Regions from separate parts of the Homo sapiens genome. Here region 1 is linked to region 2. A link is a contact called in ENCODE Hi-C or POLR2A ChIA-PET data. All regions are on one chromosome and are shown on one strand. Each heading gives the region's core, a stretch centred on a gene start or an enhancer-like site at or near the end of the contact. The rest is flanking DNA. Distances are from core to core; before and after follow the strand shown. Region 1 holds the start of GAS6 (growth arrest specific 6). Region 2 overlaps RASA3 (RAS p21 protein activator 3).

What was found. Hi-C counts contacts between places; a loop is a spot of excess contacts on that map. ChIA-PET counts read pairs that join two places held with the same protein, here RNA polymerase II (POLR2A). Pooled maps may share reads with other maps.
Region 1: a loop to region 2 is called in a pooled map, with 3 times the contacts of the local background. The contact joins the promoter of GAS6 here to the enhancer-like site in region 2. A Hi-C loop is called at or near these places in 1 of 168 maps with a recorded cell type or tissue (chondrocyte) and 5 of 50 pooled maps. POLR2A ChIA-PET finds 5 or more read pairs at or near these places in 2 of 52 experiments (MCF 10A and PC-9).

What each region holds. Positions count from the first base shown.
Region 1 is chr13:113,862,470-113,870,258 of GRCh38, reverse strand. GAS6 (growth arrest specific 6) reads left to right here and starts at 6,183. Exons shown (of 15, transcript NM_000820.4): 1 at 6,183-6,426; 2 at 6,518-6,684. The coding sequence starts at 6,339. GAS6-DT (GAS6 divergent transcript) reads right to left here and starts at 6,082. Exons shown (of 2, transcript NR_044993.1): 1 at 5,964-6,082; 2 at 3,427-5,249. RefSeq lists silencers at 6,490-6,549, 6,570-6,629, 7,110-7,159 and an enhancer at 6,178-6,769.
Region 2 is chr13:114,067,584-114,074,819 of GRCh38, reverse strand. RASA3 (RAS p21 protein activator 3) reads left to right here. Exons shown (of 24, transcript NM_007368.4): 2 at 983-1,100. Among named protein-coding and RNA genes, the nearest start is that of RASA3-IT1, 39 kb to the left of the region's middle. RefSeq lists enhancers at 530-1,729, 6,662-6,841, 6,922-7,011, 7,112-7,171. Within about 2 kb of position 5,624, at least 17 of the 41 ENCODE cell types and tissues checked have a DNase peak (open chromatin) inside an H3K27ac peak, as active enhancers do.

The DNA of each region.
Region 1 (7,789 bases), core at 4,934-7,433, 210 kb after region 2:
ATTCATCAATAATTTAAAACTATGATATATCATGACCAAGTGGGGTTAGGATTATTTCAGGGACACAAGATTGATTTAACATTCAAAAATCAATCAAGATAATTCACATATTAATGAATAAAAAAACCCATATGATCATCTCAATAGAATAGATGCAGAAGAAAACTTTGATAATATTTAATACACATTCCTAATTTTTAAAACATAATTTGCAGGAAGCTAGAAATAGAAGAGAACTTCCTCAACCTGATAAAGAGAATCTATGAAAAGCCTACAGCTAACATTATATTTAATGGTGAAAGACTGGATTATTTTCACATAGGATCAGGAACAACACAAGGGTACACACTGTCTCCATTTCTAGTCAACATTGCATGGGAGGTTATTAGGCAGTGCAATCAGACAGAAAAGAATTAAATAGCACCCAGATTTGAAAGGAGGAAGTAAAAGTGTCTATATTTACAAACAGCATGATTATCTATGTAAGAAAAATTCTACTGAAGCTACAAAAAAATCAGAATAATTGAATTAAGCAAAGTTGTGTGATACAAGATAAATACACAAAAATCAAATGTTTAAACAATTAGAGATTGAAATGAAAAACAATGCCAAAGGCCAGATGTAGTGGCTCACACTTGTCATCCCAGCAGTTTGGGAAGCTAAGGGGGGTGGGTTGCTTGAGGCCAGGAATTCAAGACCAGCCTGAACAACACGGCAAAAGCCCATCTCTACAAAAAATACAAAAAATTAGCCAGGCATGGTGGCGCATGCCTGTAGTCCCAGCTACGTGGCAGGATCACTTGAGTCTGGGGGGCAGAGGTTGCAGTGGGCTGAGATTGCGTCACTGCACTGCAGCCTCAGTGACAGAGTGAGATCTTGTCTCAATAAATAAATAAATAAATAATGCCATTTACAATAGGACAAAGAAAGTGAAATATTTAGAAACAAATCTAATAACATATATATCAGGCCTGTACATTGAATACTATGAAAGACTGTGGAGATAATTTAAGAAGACTTAAATAAATGAAAGATATACCGCGTTCACATATCAGAAGCCTCAATACTGTCAAACTGTTCATTGCCTAAAAATTGACCTATAGATTTAATGCAATCTCAATTAAAATCTTGGCAGGCTTTTTGTAAAGAATGACCAGCTGATTCTAATATTCATATGTAGATGCAAAGAAAACAGAATAACCAAACAACTGCACACTTTGAGAAAGAAGAACGTTTGAGTATTTACACTACCTGAGTATTTACATTACCTGACTTCAATTCTTGTTATGAATCTACTATAGTCAAGACAGTGTGGTATTAACTTTAAAAAGAGACAAACAAATAAATGGGACAGAACAGAGTCTACAAATAGATTTGCACATATATTATCAATTGGTTATTGACAAAGGTGCAAAGGCAAGTCAGTGGAGAAAGAATAGTCTTTTTAACAGTGCTGGGATGATTGCATTTCCCTAGGCACATACGTACAGATACACACTTTGTTTCATACTTCAGCATTTATAAAAACTCATTCAAAATGGATCACCATCTTAAATGTAAAACTGAAATCTACAGAACTTCTGTAATAAAATCTTTGTGACCTTGAGTTAGGCAAATGTGACACCAAAAGCAGAATCCATTAAAGAAAATAAGCTGCACTTCAAAATTAAGAATTCTGATCTTTGAAAGACACTTTAATTTCTTTTTATCTTGGAGACAGAGTCTTGCTCTATTGTGCAGACCAGGCTTAAACTCCTGGGCTCAAGAAATCCTCCTGCCTCAGCCTCTCAAGTAGCTGAAGCTACAGGCACCCACTACCATGCCTGGCTAAAGACACATTTAATAGAATGAAAAGACAAGCCGCAGACTGGAAATAAATATTTGCAAACCACACATCTGATAATGGACTTGCTTCTAGAATAGTTATAGAACTCTTAAAACTCAACAAACAGCTCAACAATTGGAAAACCAAACATCCCAAGTGTATTAGTCAATTTTCACGCTGCCGATAAAGACATACCTGAGACTGGGCAGTTTACAAAGGAAAGAGGTTTAACTGGACTCACAGTTCCACGTGGCTGGGGAAGCCTCACAATCATGGCAGAAGGTAAGGAGGAGCAAGTCACGTCTTACACAGATGGCAGAAAGCAAAGACAGAGAGCTTGTGCAGGGGAATTCCTCTTTTTAAAACCATCAGATCTTGTAAGACTTATTCACTATCATGACAACAGCATGGGAAAGACTTGCCCCCATGATTCAATTACCTCTCACCAGGTCCTTCCCATAACATGTGGGAAGTCAAGATGAGATTTCGGTGGGGACACAGCCAAACCATATCACCAAGTAAAGGAAAAGAAAGAAAGTAAAACTGAAACAGACATTTCACCAAAGAAGATATCTGGATGGCAATAAGTACAATAAAATTTGTTCAACATCACTAGTTATTTGAAAAATGCAAATTTAAACTACAATGAAATACCATTATATACATATTAGAGTGAGTAAAATTTTTTTTTTCAGTGGAGTGTAGGGTTTCTTTTTTTATTTTTATTTTTTTATTGATCATTCTTGGGTGTTTCTCGCAGAGGGGGATTTGGCAGGGTCACAGGACAATAGTGGAGGGAAGGTCAGCAGATAAACAAGTGAACAAAGGTCTCTGGTTTTCCTAGGCAGAGGACCCTGCGGCCTTCCGCAGTGTTTGTGTCCCTGGATACTTGAGATTAGGGAGTGGTGATGACTCTTAACAAGCATGCTGCCTTCAAGCATCTGTTTAACAAAGCACATCTTGCACCGCCCTTAATCCATTTAACCCTGAGTGGACACAGCACATGTTTCAGAGAGCACAGGGTTGGGGGTAAGGTCACAGATCAACAGGATCCCAAGGCAGAAGAATTTTTCTTAGTACAGAACAAAATGAAAAGTCTCCCATGTCTACCTCTTTCTACACAGACACGGCAACCATCCGATTTCTCAATCTTTTCCCCACCTTTCCCCCCTTTCTATTCCCCAAAACCGCCATTGTCATCATGGCCCGTTCTCAATGAGCTGTTGGGTACACCTCCCAGACGGGGTGGTGGTCGGGCAGAGGGCCTCCTCACTTCCCAGTAGGGGCGGCCGGGCAGAGGTGCCCCTCACCTCCCGGACGGGGCGGCTGGCCGGGCGGGGGGCTGACCCCCCCACCTCCCTCCCGGACGGGGCGGCTAAAAATTTTTAAAGTGACCACAGAAAGTATGGGTGGGGATGTGGAGCAACTGGGACCCTCATGCATTGATGGTGAAAATGAAAAACAGTATAACCACTTTGAAAAACAGTTTAAAAAGTTAAACAAATACCTACTATGGGATCCAGACACTCTGCTCCTAGATATTTCCCCAAGAGAAATGGAAGCACGTGTGCACACAATGTCCACACGATGGACACACACATGAATGCCTACAGCAGCTTTATTTGTGATAGTAAAAATTTAGAAGCAAGTATAATGTCCCTCAACAGGTGAATGATAAACAAATTGTGTTATATCCATACAGTGGAATACTACTGAGCAATAAAAAGGAATACACCTGCAACAAGATAGATGATTCTGAAAATAAATATGTTAAGTGAAAAAAACAGACAAAAAAGTGTACATACAGTATAATTCTTTTTATATAAAAGTCTAGAAAATACAAACAAATCTATAGTGATAGAAAGTTGGTCAGCGGTTTTTGCATAGAAACTGGGATGTGGGGTAGGGTGGGGACATTTAGGAGGGAGGAATTACCAAAGGGCATGAGAACACTTTTTTGGGTGATGGATATGTTCCCTAACTTGATTGTGATGATGGCTTCACAGGTGTACACAGCTTTCCACCTCATGGCCACAGACCGGTTAACCATCCATATAAAACATCCATTGCCCTGGGTCCAACCTCCTGCCCCCTGTGGAGGTGAACTGTCTACTTCACCATTGATATTTCAGGTTGTATGATATAGTGCCTGACAACTCTCCATTTTTGGAACACATCCAAATTGTTTCTTATTCATTTTCCATTTCTGCCTTCGAACGAATTTCCTGCACTGGTAACTAGGTGAAGAATTTTGGAGTTATCTGGGGTAATGGAGACATCCTCCATTGCACCGCATATTTGCTTTCTGTATTCCCCAGTTATAGAAATCAAAACGAGCAGTTGTATGTGAATGCATTGTATCAAACCAAGTCTCTAGATGATAGGAGGCATTGTCATTACTAGGATAGTAACTCAGTAGAAAGAGTGAATTGAGAATATGAGGAATGAGAGTGGGGTCCAGACTAAAAGGAGGCCAGGGGTCCTGAACTGCCCCATCCAACTGAGTTCATTCTGATACCTACTGATCTGAAGCAGCAGGTCCACGCCCAGGTGCAGATTGTCCCAGATGAACAGGCAGAGGCTAGAGATGCTCATTCCTAAAGGGATCAAATAATTCTGAGAATGGCAAGAACTCCATTAACTCTCTTCTCCAAAACTACAAAAATGTGCAGAAAATACGAACAATTTTTAGGAGCTTACACTCTTTGAAGTTTATCCATGGGCTGCTGGAACCCTTAGGAAATAATAGCTAGAAGTGCCTCAGACACTGCCTGGCACACAGCAGGTGCTCAATGAATTACACTGCCTGGCACATAGTAGGTGCTCAATGAATTGTCTGATGAAGTGATTAAGGAGCCTTGTAAATACTGATTAAAACATGTATCACCCCATCCAATTTTTCAAACCAGTGCTTCTCAAGAACAAGCAGGAAAATTAATGTAATATTGTTTTGAAGTAGCCGTGGTGGTTTCGGGGCAGAAGCCCAGGGGTACTCCTTACTCCGCCTGCTCCAGTAACTAGCTGACATGGAAGTGCCTCGTCATTCTGGTTCAGACACAGGTGCAGATAGATGACTTCTCTATCCCACTTTAATTCTCCTTGAAGATCATTCCCAGGGACATTCATTTGCTTAAATTAACATGCTCGGCCAGGCGCGGTGGCTCACACCTGTAATCCCAGCACTTTGGGAGGCCCAGGCGGGCGGATCACGAGGTCAGGAGATTGAGATCATCCTGGCTAACACGGTGAAACCCCGTCTCTACTAAAAATAAAAAAAATCAGCCGGGCGTGGTGGCGGGCGCCTGTGGTCCCAGCTACTCGGGAGGCTGAGGCAGGAGAATGGCGTGAACCCGGGAGGCGGAGCTTGCAGTGAGCAGAGATCACGCCACTGCACCCCAGCCTGGGCAACATAGCGAGACTCCGTCTGAAAACAAACAAACAACAACAACAAAAATTCATGCTCATAATCCCACTTTCAAACCAGTGACCTCAAAGATTTCTAGCAGCAATCCTATTCCATTCTTCCAATTACAGAAAGCAAAGAGAAACTGGATCTGGGGATCTAAGCGTTGAGCCTGCTGAGCAGAACGGCCATTCATTTGGGGTGAGGTGCTGACTCACTGCCCCTCTACATTGCATTTTGGGGTGTGGGGATTTCCAGAGCAGGATTCTCCAGAGAGGAGTATCCAAGCTCCCTCCTCCCGCAGCAGGGGGATGCTGGGCTAACTGCCTGGTTCGGTCCCCCGTGAGTGGTCTGCTGTGTTTTGGTTCTGTTTGTTTGTGTGTGTTTTGCCTATGACTTTGCGAAATATTCCAAGACAAGAGCCAGAAAGTCTTGGTCTCTGAAGACAAGCACAATGTTGCTTTCAGCTTAAATATCTACTGGGAAACCTCAAGATTTTTAATGTCATCATTATGAAAAACAGAGATTATAAAAGGAAACCGTCGCATTTCACTCGCTGGCCCCCAGTGGGATTGGATCTGACCTCAGTGTATCTTTTCTTTGGTAGGTTTTAAGTCTTGACAAAATGTGCCTAAGAATGAAGACTCCAAAAAGGATGCAGTAGATTCGGGGGGAGTGGGGGTTGGAAAGAGGCTTAAATCTTCACATGACACCTGGAATATGGTCAAAATGTACCTGCTCAAGTTGAACCAGGTATTGCGTCCTCCTTTTACCCCATCGCTAGTGAAGACAACCACCGCCTGGGGAGACGCTCCTTTTCCGAAACACTCGAGTCCCGCCGCGTCCCGGACGCTCCGCTTTCCCCGCGCCCGGATCCTCCCGGGAACCCGCGCCCCGCCCGCGCGCTGGTCCCGCCCCCGCCGCCTCCCCGCGCGCAGCCGCCCGAACACGCCCAGACCGAGCGCTTGAGGTGCCGCAGCCGCCGCCGCCGCCGCCGCCGCGATGTGACCTTCAGGGCCGCCAGGACGGGATGACCGGAGCCTCCGCCCCGCGGCGCCCGCGGCTCGCCTCGGCCTCCCGGGCGCTCTGACCGCGCGTCCCCGGCCCGCCATGGCCCCTTCGCTCTCGCCCGGGCCCGCCGCCCTGCGCCGCGCGCCGCAGCTGCTGCTGCTGCTGCTGGCCGCGGAGTGCGCGCTTGGTGAGTCCCGCGGGCCCGAGACCCCGTCCCCGGGCGGCGGGAGGAGGCTCCGGGCGCGGCTTGACGCGTCCCCCTCTCTCCCTCCGGGCAGCCGCGCTGTTGCCGGCGCGCGAGGCCACGCAGTTCCTGCGGCCCAGGCAGCGCCGCGCCTTTCAGGTCTTCGAGGAGGCCAAGCAGGGCCACCTGGAGAGGGAGTGCGTGGAGGAGCTGTGCAGCCGCGAGGAGGCGCGGGAGGTGTTCGAGAACGACCCCGAGACGGTGAGCAGCCGGCGGGCGGGATGCGGGGGAACCCCTGGCGCCCGCGCGCCTCCAACCGCTCCCGAGAGGCAGCGCTGCTGCCGCCCCCCAGCTCCGCGCGGCGAGGCCTGGCCTCAGGGTCCCAGGAGCCCCGGCCCGCCCCGCGTCCCCCACGCCCATCCCCCGGCGACCCCGGGATCCCCGCGCAGGCCGGTGAGACGCTGCGGGGCTGTCCGGGAAACGCTCGCTGTCAGACGCCTCCCCGCGGGGAAGCCGGGAGTCCGTTTCCAAAGTGCGAGAGAAACACAATGGTTAAAACCCAAACCGCTTCCCCGCGGCCCTCCCTCTGCTGGGCTGGAGGTGAGGAACCCCCGGGCCGCGCCTCGTCCTCCTGAGAGGGGTGGAGAGCAGTCCCCTCCCGAAAGAGGAATTGAAAGGGCCGAGGGCGGGAACTGCTTGCGGCAGCAGGTCCAAAAATAAGATTCCAGGAATCGAGCGGGGCCGCATGCGGGAGGGGAGGGCGGCTCCGCGGCCCCGTTCTGCCAGGTGCTCTCCTGGAGGCAGCGGGTGCTTTCAGGAGCCCGACGGTGCTGGCCCCGGCACCTCGGTTAGGAATGTCCTTGGAGAAGGCGGGGCGCCCGGGGCCGCCTCCCGCAGGAGCCGCCGTGTGAGGACGGCCTGGCCACTCTATCCTGCGGGCTCGGGAGCGGGTGACTTTGGAAAGTCCGAGAAGGTGTGGATTCCCGTTGACGTCCCTCCCGCCCTGAAGTCAGGGTGATTTCATAGCGAAGTTTTCCGTTCTGCTGGAATGTTCCTTTTAAAGAATTCTCCTGGGGTGGAATAAATGTCACCCGGGATGAAAGAGTGGTTCTGGATGAACCATGGAGGCCTGTTTCCGCTTACATTTCTAGTGGTTGACTTGACCCCTCTTAGATCTGCCTTTCTGAAAGCTCTGAGGCTGTCAGATGGCCACTGTGCACTTGTGGACATAGCTCATCCCTGCAGAGATGACGCACCTGGGGCTGTTGCCCGGGGGCTGCCCACAGCCCCACAGGCCCGTGCCCTCCTTCAGCTCAGCCTAGCTTGGTCGCTCTCCCCGGCCTCTCTGTTTTCCTGTTTCTTTAAT
Region 2 (7,236 bases), core at 4,375-6,874:
TTATGACCTCCAGACTGACCCCTGGCAAACAAGGAGTCCGGGATCACGGGCGTTTTCTGCAGGGCCAGCCAGGAACTGGCCCCACTTCCTTCAAGCACGTCCAGGTGGCGTCTCTGTGGGCTTGAAGGAGGGAGAGGTGGACCTAGCTTAGGTCCCTCTGGGACGCTTCTCTTTACTGGCAATTCGAACAGCTGGAGTTTACAGTTAACTCACGTCCACAAGAAAGAGCTCTTTCCTTTAATTCTGGCTCCAACTTTGACCTAATATAAAATAAAATTCAAAATAAAAAGGGACTCAGTGGATAAATGAATAAGCAAGACGAGGTCCCTTTGCATCATGGAAGTTATTCAACCTTAAAATAGAAGGGAATCCAGTCAGCGGCCACAGCAGGGGCCACCCTGGAGGACATTTGCTGAGTAGAGTGAGCCGGGCTGAAAGGACACGTCCTGTGGATCCCGCCGACGTGAGGCCCCAGAGTAGTCAGATCCACAGAGACAGAAAGTGGGGTGAGGGCCACTGGGAGACAGCAGGAGGGGGATGGGAGTGAGTGTTGAATGGGGACCGAGTCTCCGTTTGGGAAGACGAGAGTGTTCCAGAGAGGACGGTGGTGATGGTTGCACAACTCGGTGAACGTGGTTAATGCCACAGAACTGTGCACGCGAGCAGGTCAGAGATGGAAAATTGTATGTTAAAAATTAAAATAAAGGGACTAATGCAGGTAAACAAGACACAGCAATCCTGAGTCCCAGGCTGGCAGGTCCCTGCTTGCGGGACTTGCATTAGAGGGTGGCGTGCATGTCCCTCGCCTTTCGGCAGTACACATGGGGTGCACATCCACATTTTGACTTGTGGTGGCAAAAAAACCAAGGCTTTATAGAGAGCTAGTGAATGCACACAAGCAAAGGCTGGAAACGTGTCTGCGATGTAGCAGGGAACAAACATTTCTACGCTGCTGATGATGTATGTCGCTTTTACTTTTTAGGTGAAGCCAAAAACCTTCCCTCTTACCCGGGGCCGAGCAAGATGAGGGATTGCTACTGCACGGTGAACCTGGACCAGGAGGAGGTTTTCAGGACCAAAATTGTGGAAAAGTCACTCTGGTAATGTCTTCTGTTGCTTTACTTGGCACTGATGTGTTTTCTTTGGTGTAGAGAATGTCCCAAGGGTGTACGTCACCTTCCCATTTTCCCATGTGTGGAGAACGTCCCGAGCGTGTACGTCACCATCCCGTTTTCCCGCATGTAGGGAATTTTTCTGTGCGTAGACAATGTCCCGAGCGTGTACGTCACCGTCCCGTTTTCCTGCGTGTAGGGAATTTTTCTGTGTGTAGACAGTGTCCCAAGCATGTACATCACCGTCCCATTTTCCCATGTGTAGGGAATTTTTCTGTGCGTAGACAATGTCCCGAGCGTGTACGTCACCGTCCCATTTTCCCGCGTGTAGGGAATTTTTCTGTGTGTAGACAGTGTCCCAAGCATGTACATCACCGTCCCATTTTCCCATGTGTAGGGAATTTTTCTGTGCGTAGACAATGTCCCGAGCGTGTACATCACCGTCCCGTTTTCCCGCGTGTAGGGAATTTTTCTGTGCGTAGACAATGTCCCGAGCGTGTACGTCACCGTCCCGTTTTCCTGCGTGTAGGGAATTTTTCTGTGTGTAGACAGTGTCCCAAGCATGTACATCACCGTCCCATTTTCCCATGTGTAGAGAATGTCCTGAGCGTGTACATCACTGTCCCATTTTCCCGCGTGTAGAGAATTTTTCTGTGTGTAGACAATGTCCCGAGCGTGGACATCACCGTCCCATTTTCCCGCGTGTAGGGAATTTTTCTATGTGTAGACAATGTCCCAAGTGTGTATATCACCGTCCCATTTTCCCATGTGTAGAGAATGTCCTGAGCGTGTACATCACTGTCCCATTTTCCCGCGTGTAGAGAATTTTTCTGTGTGTAGACAGTGTCCCGAGCGTGTACGTCACCATCCTATTTTCCCGCGTGTAGAGAATTTTTCTGTATGTAGATTATGTCCTGAGCATGTACATCACCTTCCCATTTTCCTCCTGCTTAGTTTGAGGAGGAGATGCTCCCTGGGGCTCTGGTGTGCAGGCAGCTGAGCTTCTGTCCTTGGTGGTGCGTGGATGTGAACTGGTGTTGGCTAAATGCTCCCGCTGTCCAGGAAGTGCATGTAGGCGGCGGTCCCCCTGCGTGGACTCGCACGAGTGCTTTTTAATTAGAGATGAACCGGGAAGCTCGCACTCCACAAAAGAGTACAAATTAAGGATTTCGAGAGGGGGAAATACTGAGAAAGCTTTTCTCTTCCTGTAAAATTTTCTAAAATAGCTATACAGAAGATGGGTGTTAACTGAGGTAAGAGGCCTAGAAAGTGTTTATTGATATGATTTGAGGAAGAGAGGAGTCAGCCAAGAAAAACAAACTCTTAAAATCAACAAGTTTCCCCCTCAACTTGAGCGTGTGAAGATGTGGGTGCCGACCCCAGGATGTCCAGAGCACAACCAGAACTTGTGTTTCTGAAAAGCTCCAGCTAAGTGGCCAGGCCGTACTCGGAGGACCACTGCAGTTGAACACCAGGACATGGCACGGGGTGGGATGCACAGGGACAGGAAGCCATGGCGATTTATGTCGGGGGTGGGAAGAGAGAAGCCAGGGAGAGTGTGCCAGGCAGGGCCTCAGTGCTGCGGCCTCGGGGGAAGCATGGGGCGGCTGGGTTATAAGGGAGCGGCTTGGGGATCAGAGAAGATGTCCGTGTAGCTGTGACTCCACCGGGTTATAAGGAGCGGCTTGGGGATCAGAGAAGACATCCTTGCAGCTGTGACTGCACCGTTCAGTTCAGAAGCATGGGTCGTGTGCTTTGATCAAAACAGCTATTTTGATTTTGAGAACATGTTTAGCTAAAGAATTATATCCTTGCATCTGGCTACTTCCAAGTGGGAATGAACAACCCATGCTGATGACTGGGTGAGTTTACTTACTAGAAAACTGTGAGGGGTCTCCTGCCCTGGAGAGACTGGGGCTCATATCACTCCGTCACTGACAGTGCTTCCAAAAGGCTTTGGCGCAGCTGCCCTCCAGGCCGAGGAGTGAGAGTCATTTGTGTTATGTTAATGCACGCTCCGGGTTCTTTGAAATAACTCGTCAAAAAGAACTGCAGGCTGAGGGGCATTGTCAGGCGCCCAGTCTGGCTTTATGAGAGTGTCTTGGGGTTGCCATGGCGATGACTGGGCACAGCCATTCTTCTGAAGAAAATGGGAAGAGACCGAGCCCTTCAGAAGTGCCTTTGGAGCTTCCCTGGATAAAAGTCCATTCTGTGTTTAAATGGTCTGTTGTTAGAGGCCTATGGATTGTGGGCCTGGAGAATTACTGGCAGTCTTTCTCAGGCCGGGATCCTCTCAGACCCGCTGAATCAGAGCCAGTGGGAGGAGAATCTGTTTGGGAACCTCTCTTTCAGGTGAGGTTGAGAAATGGGGGCCTGTTGTCTTTCAGATATTTCAGAAGAATTTAGAAATAGAAATCATGGTTCTGGCCGGGTGTGGTGGCTCACACCTGTAATCCCAGCACTTTGGGAGGCTGAGGTGTGAGGATTGCTTGAGGCCAGGAGGTTGAGGCCGCAGTGAGCCATGATTACATCACTGCACTTCAGCCTGGGCGACAGAGCAAGACCTTGTCTCAAAAAAACCCAAAACACACACAACAAAAGACTGATAGCAAAGAAAGAGAAACCCATGTGGGACAGTTCCAAGAGAGTAAAACTGTGGCACCGTTTAGCGTGGACGCCGGCAGCCCTGCCCACGTGTAACACTGTGGCGCCGTTTAGCGTGGACGCCGGCAGCCCTGCCCACGTGTAACACTGTGGCGCCGTTTAGCGTGGACGCCGGCAGCCCTGCCCACGTGTAAAACTGTGGCGCCGTTTAGCGTGGACGCCGGCAGCCCTGCCCACGTGTAAAACTGTGGCGCCGTTTAGCGTGGACGCCGGCAGCCCTGCCCACGTGTAAGACTGTGGCGCCGTTTAGCGTGGACGCCGGCAGCCCTGCCCACGTGTAAGACTGTGGAGCCGTTTAGCGTGGACGCCGGCAGCCCTGCCCACGTGTAAGACTGTGGCGCCGTTTAGCGTGGACGCCGGCAGCCCTGCCCACGTGTAAGACTGTGGAGCCGTTTAGCGTGGACGCCGGCAGCCCTGCCCACGTGTAACACTGGCGCCGTTTAGTGTGGACGCTGGCAGCCCTGTCCATTTGGAGGGCTGTGCGGGCTGGCCGCCCCTGTAGTGTGAGGGCAAAACGCAAATCAACCCACCCCATACAAAAAGTTGGCAGGAAAGGTACTTGAACCCAAAAGCTGGCTCTCTCATAAACTTGCAGCTGGAATCCACGCTACATCTGTGGTCGGAAGCCCTCCATCGGTGCACATGCATTAACAGAGTCCTGTATTAGTCATTGGTCGACATCCACCTGAGAGGCAGGTGTCAGGCAGGGCTGCCCCACATGCTGGGGAGTTTAGTCCTGGCCACCGCCCCCTCCTTGCTCCATGGTGGCACCCACTTTGGGGCCGGTCCCCCAAGTCTCCTGGTCCCCGAGTCTCCCATCCCCCGAGTCTCCCACCCCCCAGTCTCCCAGCCCCCAAGTCTCCCGGCCCCCCGAGTCTCCCAACCCCCGAGTCTCCCGGCCGCCTGAGTCTCCCAGCCCCCGAGTCTCCTGGCCCCCCAGTTTCCCGGTCCCCCCAAGTCTCCCGGCTCCCCGAGTCTCCCAGTCCCCAAGTCTCCCACCCCCCAGTCTCCCACCCCCCAGTCTCCCGGCCCCCGAGTCTCCCGGCCCCCCAGTTTCCCGGTTCCCCCAAGTCTCCCGGCTCCCTGAGTCTCCCAGTCCCCGAGTCTCCCACCCCCCCAGTCTCCCACCCCCCAGTCTCCTGACCCCTGAGTCTCCCGGCCCCTGAGTCTCCTGGCCCCCCAAGTCTCCCGGCCCCCGAGTCTCCTGGCCCCCCAAGTGGTCCCCTGAGTCTCTCAGCCCCCGAGTCTCCCGGCCCCCCAAGTCTCCCGGCCCCCGAGTCTCCCAGCCCCCCAAGTCTCCCAGCCCCCGAGCCTCCCAGCCCCCCAAGTCTCCTGGCCCCCCGAGTCTCCTGGCCCCCCAGTTTCCCGGCCCCCTCAGTTTCCCGGCTCCCCGAGTCTCCCGGCTCCCCGAGTCTCCCGGTCCCCGAATCTCCCATTCCCCCAGTCTCCCACCCCCCAGTCTCCCGACCCCCAAGTCTCCCAACCCCCGAGTCTCCCGACCCCTGAGTCTCCTGGCCCCTGTGTCTCCTGGCCCCCTGAGTCTCCTGGTCCCCCGAGTCTCCCGGCCCCCGAGTCTCCCAGCCCCCCAAGTCTCCCGGTCCCTGAGTCTCCCAGCCCCCCGTGTGCTTCCTCCAAGGTCAGTGTCACCTTTAAGGTCTGATGGTTCATTTGGCAAAGTCGCTGTGGAAAGAAAAAAGCCCACGTCTGCATCTCTGAGCTCAGAAGGGCCCCAGGGTGCTCTCTGGCCGCTGGGTCTGCAGCCGGGCAGGAGCCCCTTCTCACATTCCCTGGGGAGAAGCACTTGGGTCAAGTTTGATTTGCTGTTGCCCAATATCGCCGTCTGACTTAGCAGGAAGCTGCAAATGGAATGTGTGAGGAAGGAAAGGCGGAACTCAGCTTCTCTTCTTCCCTCTTTCCCACTAAGGAGGTCACCGACCCAGCTCCACCTCAGGCCTGTGTCCCCCACGCCTCCTCCCTGCGTGTGGCCCGGGCCCCTGGGCCGCGCGTCCGAGGCCCTGGAGTCTGTGGGGCCTCTTTATCGAGTGCTGAGCCGACGTCTGGGGAGAGCGTCCTCTGTCTTCCCTTTTTTCTGTATTTTTCAAGGTGGAGGTTGAAGGGCAGTGTCTGTCACAGGTTTAACTTCAGAACGCATCGAAGTGGACACATTTCAGAGAACAAGCCCTTTCTCTCTGGCCTTGGCCCTTCTCCAAGGAAGTGATTTTGGCAGTTTCTGTCCTACTAGAAAAATAATTTTCTGAGGTTGAGAGTGAACTGTGTTCACAATCCATACCTTTTAGAGCAATCATTTTTAATCATTTAAAGGGCAGCCACTATTTGTTTCCTTATTTACTTAAACTAAAAGGCTCCCTGAAATTGGGTTGGCAGGGCTGGGGCTTGGGAACCAGCTTCCCGCCCTGGACCTCCCCTGGGCCGGCACCCACGACCCTAAAACAAGGAGATGACCCCGCTCCCCAAGGCTGCGCTGCAGTGGAAATCACCGTCTTGTCCAGCAGAAAGGAACAGCTGGCGTCACACACAACAGAACCTAAATCTCTCCTTGCTGGGTTAGTCCAGTCATTTGCAAGAATATTCAGTAAGTGTCGTGTCCTCATTTCCTTCCATCCACGTAAGGACGTGGAATGGTGTCTGTCCCTGCCTGCTTCCTCTGCGCCCACGTGGCTGACCTCTCCCCAAACCCTCATCCACGCAGACAGTCCTGGCTCAGGGAGGCTCTGCCTCAGGGTTCTGGGTCTGACCCTACCCCCTGCCACTGGGGTTGAGGCTGGGCAAAGCCCTCTGCCCCACGCGGAGCCCTGGCCCCCCCTTTCTGTGGAGTTGCTCCTGCGTCCTTTGCAGGGTTCATTTGCATGCCCATCTCGGGGAGAAGGGGCCGTGGCCACAACAGGAAGAAACTGCAGGCGTGGCTGGTTTCTGTGCCCCCTCCACCCAGAGGTGCCACGGCCTGAACTCCTGCTCCGAAAGCTGGTTATGCGTTAGGTTACAAAGCTGTGTCTGTAGGAAAAGTTCTTTTGTTTAAAAAATCATGAGCACCCCCAAAATGATCTGGATACGCAGACAAAAACGTCAATGTGATGTGATTTCTGAGAAGTGGAATTATGGGGGAGTTCTTGTTCTTTTGTTTGTGTGTTTTATGTACAATTAGAAGTTACAAGTCAAGGAACAGATAGATCTTCTAGAGCTGAGCGAGGAGAGCTGGGTCTTCCCAGGCAGACGAGGACATCAGACATCACCAGGGACCCTCACTTGGCAGCCCTGAGGGGCAGGCTCTGAGCTCTTCTGGGTGGAAGCCCGTCCCGTCCTGTGTGCACGCAGTGGGTGTTTGTTAAAGACAGGGAGGTTTCTTTCTGTTCATACTGCAAGATGTAAATCACCCCCAAAATAGTACTTTTGTGTAGTAGAAATGACTAAACCAAGAAATGTCTCCACAGCTCCAAAGTTT